Regions from separate parts of the Homo sapiens genome. Here region 2 is linked to region 1. The links are chromatin contacts, found by Hi-C or POLR2A ChIA-PET in ENCODE. All regions are on one chromosome and are shown on one strand. The core of a region is the stretch at or near the end of the contact, and the rest is flanking DNA. Distances in the headings are between cores, read along the strand shown.

What was found. Hi-C counts contacts between places; a loop is a spot of excess contacts on that map. ChIA-PET counts read pairs that join two places held with the same protein, here RNA polymerase II (POLR2A). Pooled maps may share reads with other maps.
Region 2: a map of OCI-LY7 shows a loop between it and region 1 (4-fold over the local background). The contact joins two enhancer-like sites. A Hi-C loop is called at or near these places in 1 of 168 maps with a recorded cell type or tissue (OCI-LY7), 2 of 37 single-sample maps with no recorded cell type and 4 of 50 pooled maps. POLR2A ChIA-PET finds 5 or more read pairs at or near these places in 1 of 52 experiments (OCI-LY7).

The regions. Positions count from the first base shown.
Region 1 is chr7:24,323,896-24,327,590 of GRCh38, reverse strand. The region is part of intron 1 of LOC107986777 (a long non-coding RNA gene); the gene reads left to right. Among named protein-coding and RNA genes, the nearest start is that of NPY, 42 kb to the right of the region's middle. RefSeq lists an enhancer at 1,593-1,662 and a silencer at 1,489-1,699. Within about 2 kb of position 1,755, at least 2 of the 41 ENCODE cell types and tissues checked have a DNase peak (open chromatin) inside an H3K27ac peak, as active enhancers do; they include OCI-LY7, where a contact is called at or near this core.
Region 2 is chr7:24,717,640-24,721,334 of GRCh38, reverse strand. GSDME (gasdermin E) reads left to right here. Exons shown (of 10, transcript NM_001127453.2): 4 at 2,117-2,288. Among named protein-coding and RNA genes, the nearest start is that of GSDME, 38 kb to the left of the region's middle. RefSeq lists enhancers at 675-774, 2,272-2,461, 2,582-2,781, 3,068-3,655. Within about 2 kb of position 2,319, at least 4 of the 41 ENCODE cell types and tissues checked have a DNase peak (open chromatin) inside an H3K27ac peak, as active enhancers do; they include OCI-LY7, where a contact is called at or near this core.

The DNA of each region.
Region 1 (3,695 bases), core at 506-3,005:
TGCCTGGACTGAAAACCAGTCCTTCGCCCATATCCTTGGGCAAGGTACTGATGTGCTCTATGCCTCAGTTTCCTCATCTGTAAACTTGAAAGCAACAATAAAACATGTCACATAGAGTTCATGTATGGATTAAGTGATATACAATTCAGCAATCATGGAGCCTGGCATATGTAATAAGTGTTAGTAAATGTCAGCTGTGGTCCTGTGGCTAGAATTTTGTTGATGAATAAGATGCATAATCATTTCAAGAGACTTTTATTAATTTACATCTTGCTTTCCCACTTCTGGGGACAAAGATCCTTTAAAATTTTATACTTTAATTTGTGATACATATAAGGTTAATTTTTCTTTTTGGTCAACCAATAAGAAAACCCAGTAATACAAATTTATATTCTATTTCAAATTCTCATGATGCTACCAGGGTCAGAAATGTCATGTTTCAACAAGGTGGCTTAGACAGGAGATGACAATTTGATTAAAAACTTTCACTAGAAAAATTGCCCTGTAACTTTGGGTCCCTAAAGCACAAGCAGAATAAAGCAGATGGTGACCGCCCTATAACAAATATAAATGACATAATTGTTTACTTGGTACAATTTAAATTCAGCCGTTAAACTTCATACAGTCAATTTTGGTAACTGATCCCCTCTGATCAAAGATTAAGTGCCTTGAGGCAAAAAAAAAATTGTTTTGACATTGTGAGATCAATAAGTGCTGGAAGCCACTAAACTGGAAGCTAGTGACACGGCCCTGAGTGTATTTTACAACGTAGATTTAGATTTCAGTACAAAGTCTATTGCCATTGTTTAAAATATATGAAAGAAGTTAATATCAGCATGTGAGAAATCATAAGTGTGATTTCATTTTATTCTTTTGTCTGGTTTTGGGATAAAATTTATCTGCTAAATAATTCTTCTAAAAAGGTCAAATTGAATTAAGAGTAAGGTTTTAAAAATGCTTTTCTAAAACATTGGTCATTTAATTGTTTCACTTCTACTAAAAGCTCTTGAATATGAGCACTCATTTAATTCTGTAAATTACTGAACCCAAGTGCTTTCGTTATGTAGCCAAAGCCCACGTGCGTCTAAGTTTTTCATTTAGAGACAGGCATTGATTTTCAACATTGCGCATCCCTCTCCAGGCACCTTGCCTTTGCAGGGGTGTGAGCACTGTTACTATTTCACACAACCATATGTGGCTTAGGCCCTGACTAAGAGATTTCTGGATTTAAAATGCTATTCTTTTCTTGTGGTGATGAGTGTGTTGAGAGACCAACCATCTTTACCTTCCTTTCAGGTCAAGGATAATGGCAGGTCTTCTAACCTCCCCAAAATCAGATCATTAGGTTCTCAACTTTCCACTCTCGTGGCTGCTACAGTTGCCCACATCTCTTTCAAAGAAGTTTTACTGAGGGCACTAGGCAAGCACACCTAGGAGGCATTCCTCAGTACATCCCTGGTTTTAATTTTGTAGCTTCCTGTAATGGAGGACAAGCCCACTAACTCCTTACTTAAGGGTAGTTCTCTTCCCACCTAAGGGTTGCTGTTCAGGAGGGGCGATGGAGGAGCACTGACTTCTCCTTAGCATTTTAAAATATTAGGGCACTGTAAAATCCCAGCTTCCTGTTGACCTCGTCTCTTCAGAACCTCATCAGGCACAGACGCAATGATGCATAGTACCTACAAATAATGGCACTGTAAAATCCCAGCTTCCTGTTGACCTCGTCTCTTCAGAACCTCATCAGGCACAGATGCAATGATGCATAGTACCTACAAATAATAGGTGCAGGCACCCAGTAATTCCCCAAGGTAGACATGTAGTTAAACTAACCAACCTGCCTGGATTGTAATAGACACTCCAATGCCGAAATGGACTACTCTGAATCCCCCAAGATAACAGATTGTAATCCACCTCCTTTTGAATAATTGTCCTCCTCTAAACATTTGAACTTTCCGATCTCAGGTATCAGAAGTGTGCGTATTTTTTACTCCTTTTTTGGGGGTGGGTGGGTGGGTGGGGGATGGAGTCTTGCTCTGTCGCCCAGGCTGGAGTACAGTGGTGGGATCTCGGCTCACTGCAACCTCAGCCTCCCGGATTCAAGCGATTTTCCTGCCTCAGCCCCCTGAGTAGCTGAGATTACAGGCATGCCATGCTCAGCTAATTTTTGTATTTTTAGTAGAGATGGGGTTTCACCATGTTGGTCAGGCTGATCTCAAACTCTTGACCTTGTCATCTGCCTGCCTAGAACTCCCAAGACTTTTTTGTAAAAAAAAAAAAATGTGGTACTACTAAACAGACGTCATACCCATGTTTAAACAAATTCTATTCTGAGGAACTGGAGAAAGAGAGAGAGACAGAGAGAGACTAATATTTCCTCCACTTACTGAGTGGAAGCCCTGGAGTCAGAAGGAGAGAGGAGCACCTACTATTCACTCAATATTTTTGCTTTGTTCTCTAACAGTGGGAGCATCTTGCCACACTAAGCATGATTCTAGTATTTACAAGATGCATATTTTTCTTTAACATAGCTACTAAAATTGAGCCAACCACTTCATTGATGCTCTACTAAAGAGATTGCAATTTGTTCCACCACTGTAAGAAAAGCTAGTGTTGGGGACCTTACTGAGAGACTGAGATGGCTTCCAATGCAGCTCTTTGCTAAAGGGTTTTTAAGGGTAATGATGACTAGAGAGAATGTTCACTTTATATTGTCTTTAGAATGGAACTATTGGCTGGGTGTGGTGGTGCACGCCTGTAAACCTAGCACTTTGGGAGGCTGAGGTGGGCGGATTGCCTGAGCTCAGGAGTTCGAGACCAGCCTGGGCAACATGGTGAAACCCCATCTCTACTAAAATACAAAAAATTAGCTAGGTGTGGTGGCCTGCGCCTGTAGTCCCAGCTACTCGGGAGGCTGAGGCAAGAGAACTGCTTGAACCCAGGAGGTAGAGGTTGCAGTGAGCTGAGATCTCACCACCACTGCACTCTAGCCTGGGCGAGAGAGCAAGCCTCTGTCTCAAAAAAAAAAAAAAGAAAAGAAAATAGAATGGAACTGTTGCACAAGATGCTTCTCTCTCGTATTTTTCTCTGTAGCTAGTTTTCATAAGCTGAGCCTGAATGTATTCACTACTCAACTTATTCAAAGGGTTTCTTTACTTACTTGGGCTCCAAATGGCACACTTCTCATGAGTTGCATTAGAGACAGAGAAACCAGATACTCCATATTAATAACATTATAGTTTTTTTTGGTCTACAGATTCGGTTTTATCTGCAGGAGCATCTCCCATGAGAGTTGAGGAAATTCATAACTGGTTGAACAGCTGTTGGCATTGATCAATGTACTTCCGGATGGACACGGCCCTGGCTTGTTTGGCATTTACATCCATGCCTTGGCTGAAAGTTTAGAGGGCACAGTGATTTCATTTGTGGATGACAAGAGCCTGGAAAGGATAGCAAATTCATTGGCTGATAGAATTAAGACCAAAAAGACTGACAGGCTGGAGCAATGGGATAAATCTAACAAGATGGATTTTATCAGCAATAGAAAGAAGATCCTGCACTTAGGTAAAACAAACCAGGACTCAGGGCATATTCTTAGGAAATTATTCATATCAATCTTGAAGTCTGGGATAATTAAGTGCAGGTACCTGATGTGCATGTGGTAGTGATGGTGAGACGTGGTTTAGCAGAAGCAGTTT
Region 2 (3,695 bases), core at 1,070-3,569, 390 kb before region 1:
CATTTTTATAATTTGAATTTCCTTAACCAGTACTAAGATTGAACCCGTTTTTCCTATGTCTTATCTATTTGTTATTGTGGTAAAATAGATGAGACACAACATTTACTGTTGTAACCATTTTTAAGTGTAAAATTCAGTGGCATTAAATACATTCACCCTGTTGTGCCGTCATCTCTACTCTGCATTTCTAGAACTTCTTCGTCACCTCAACTAGGAACTCTGCAGCCATCAGGCAGCGAAGCCCTGCAGCCCCGGTAACCTCCAATCTGCTTTCTGTCATTATGAATTTGCCTGTTCCAGATATTTCATATGAGGAACCACACAATATTGCTCATTTGTCCCTGGAGTGTGTTACTTGGCATAATGTCTTCAAGGTTCACCCATGTTGCAGCAGATGTCAGAACTTCACTTCTTTTTTTTTTTTTTTGAGACGGAGTTTCGCTCTTGTTGCCCAGGCTGGAGTGCGGTGGCACAATCTCAGCTCACCGCAACCTCCGCCTCCCGGGTTCAAGCAATTCTCCTGCCTCAGCCTGCTGAGTAGCTGGGATTACAGGCATGTGCCTGGCTAATTTTGCATTTTCAGTAGAGACGGGGTTTCTCCATGTTGGTCAGGCTGGTCTCGAACTCCCGACCTCAGGTGATCCACCTGCCTCGGCCTCCCAAAGTGCTGGGATTACAGGCATAAGCCACTGTGCCCGGCCCAACTTCATTTCTTTTTATGGCTGTATGATATCTCATTATATGACTATAACACATTTTGTTTCTCCATTCATCTGTTGATGGACACGTGAGTTGTTTCTATTCTGGGCAGGTGATTACATTGAGATGGGACTTTCCTAGCTACTCACTCCAGTTCCAGGGCTACTTTCTGAAGCCCAGAGAACCTGAGTCTGTCTAGGATGGGTGACCCAGCATGTGTGTGGTCAGGGATGGGTGCTGAGCTTTTCAAGGTAACTAACCTCTTAAAAAAAGACCAGCATGGATACCATAATTTTTCTTGTGCTGTCACCAACTCTAGTTTGGTTCTTTTCCTGTCCATTTCATAGAATCATAGTATTGAATGAGATCTCCAGAGAAGTTATTTCATCATTTGCTTCTAAGCATGAAATCATCTCCTGTAAATAAAAATTTAGTCTGTTCTTGAAAGTTTGCAGAATTTCAAGTGGCTGGGTGGGAGCCCCAAATCTCTGCTGAGTGACTCTGGATAGGCCATGCATAACCAGCCTCAGTTTCCCCATGTGTAAAAAGACATCAAACCCCTTCTAAGAGATGAAACATCTTTCCTAGACAGGTTAAGAAGTTTCCTCTTAGTTCAAATCTAATTTCCTTCTTGCTACTCATACTTTAGGCCTATTCCTTTCTCAATGAGAAGCAATTGGTCACCATTCCTCCCATCATAATCCTGTATTCCCTGGGCCATGGCTGTGACGTCTGACATCCTTCAGCTCTGATTAAATAAAAAAGTGGAGTTTCCAGGGTCTAAGGTACATGGATTGCAGTTTCCTTCCTGGTTAGTTTTCTTTTCTTTTCCTTTTTTTTTTTGAGATGGAGTCTTGCTCTGTTGCCCTGGCTGGAGCGCAATGGCATGATCTCAGCTCATTGCAAATTCCGCCTCCCAGGTTCAAGCGATTCTCGTGCCTCAGCCTCCTTAGTAGCTAGGATTACAGGTGTGTGCCACCACGCCTGGCTAATTTTTGTATTTTTGGTGGAGACAGGGTTTCACCATGTTGGCCAGGCTGGTCTCGAACTCTTGACCTCAAGTGATCTGCCTGCCTCAGCCTCCCAAAGTGCTGGGATTACAGGTGTGAGCCACCACGCCTGGCCCTGGTTGATTTTCTTTTCTTCTCCTTGACAACCGGCGCTGCTGTTTGACTGAAAGCCCCCTTCCCTCTGGCATCTAGCCTGGCCCCCAGAGGCCCGGCAGCTCTGAGGTGGCCTCAAGAGAGTTTGGTTTATGTCTTTCCAGGTGACCTGCCACCCCTTTCATCATGAGGAAATCAACAAAGCCTGGCTGTCACCTGCTCACTCCTCAGCTGCCTGCTGTGCAAGAGGAAATTCACACTACACCAATGTCCCCTGAGGCACTAAGCCACTCACATCCGTTTTTCTTTTTCAGAACAATAAATCTGAGAAACCCTGTGCTCCAGCAGGTGCTGGAAGGAAGGAATGAGGTCCTGTGCGTTTTGACACAGAAGATCACGACGATGCAGAAGTGTGTGATCTCTGAGCACATGCAGGTCGAGGAGAAGTGTGGTGGCATCGTGGGCATCCAGACCAAGACGGTGCAGGTGCGTGCAGTCGGGCTGCCCTGCGTTCATGGCTGAGCAGTCCTGGAGACCTTGGTTGGGGGCCTCTTTGGGTGGTGTCTTCATTAGTCAGGACTCTTTCCGTAGCAAGTTAACAGAAACCCAACTCACGTTGTCTTAAATGAGCAAGAGTGTATTGGCTCATGTAGCTGAAACACTTGGGGAAACTGGCTCCAGTCACTGCTGGATCCAGGCCTTGAGGATATATAGGGAGCTGCTTTCCCTGGGTTGATGCCCTCTCAGATGGGCTCTCCCTATGGTGCTGGCAGCTCCAGGCTTGCTCCTGATTTGCTGCAACTCCAGGGGTGAGGGGGGCCTAGGACTGGGTCTCACCAGACCGTCCCGGGATATGTTCATTCCTGAAGCAGGGCAGGGTTGCAGGCACTCGAATGGGCCAGGTGGGCTGGCGTCAGGTGCTCTTCCTGTGGGCGGCAGATGTTTCCCCAAGAAAAATGAACACACAGGCACTGATCAGGCCAAATGCAAAAGAATCCCTAGAGCCTCTCAGAGCTGGGGCTCTCACAGTGATTACTTGGAATTAGCTGCTGCAAATCCTTTGTGGGTTGAGTTAGGGCAGGTAAGATCTAGCTATCTCTACATAGATTCTTCTAGATTAAGTTATTGACAGTCTTACCAAGCTGATCTGTGAGCCAGTACTAAACTTCAATGGACTAGGTGGCCATCAGCCCCAAACTCTTTCTCCTCCAGCTTGCCATGGTGGCTGATATTTTCTTAGAGATTTACTTCTTGGGATGACTTTTGGCTTTTTCTAGAGGAACTCAGAAAGTTGTATTTGGAAGGAGCTGGAGGTAGAGGTCTGGGGCCAGCACTCTTACTGGGTTGGGGCTGGGTAGCAGCGAGGGAGGCGCCGATGGGAGATGGCTCAGGCCGGCCCTGCTGGTGCTCCTGCCACAGTCACTTCCTGCCAAAGTGTTGAAGCCTTTCAGAGTCAGGAGGCCAGCTGCCATTTCTCAACCCAAAGCAACACACTCTGACCAGGATCAAGTTGCTAAGAAAAGTTCTCTGATTGCCAGTGTTTGGCCAACAAATAGATTCTCATCTTCCTCTCACCAGGACATCGTGGGAAGGGGTCCTGTTTGTGAGAGTGTTTAAAGGCAGGAGCTTGGTGCCTGACTTCTTGGCATTTCCTGCCTCTCCTCCCTCCGGCCTCTTCCCACTTCCCTCTCTGTTCCTGGTTTTATCAGCACTGTGCACCATCTACAGGGGTCTGGAGTGATATGCACGGGGTAGGGGGCCCTCTCAGCTAGGTTCTCCCAGTCCAACTTGGCTACTGTTTAAGGTTTTCATTAGGATTTCAGTTGTTTCCATAACCTGTGATGGAGGGAATTGGGAGGTGATCTTACGTATCGTATGATCTTTGCACAGCAC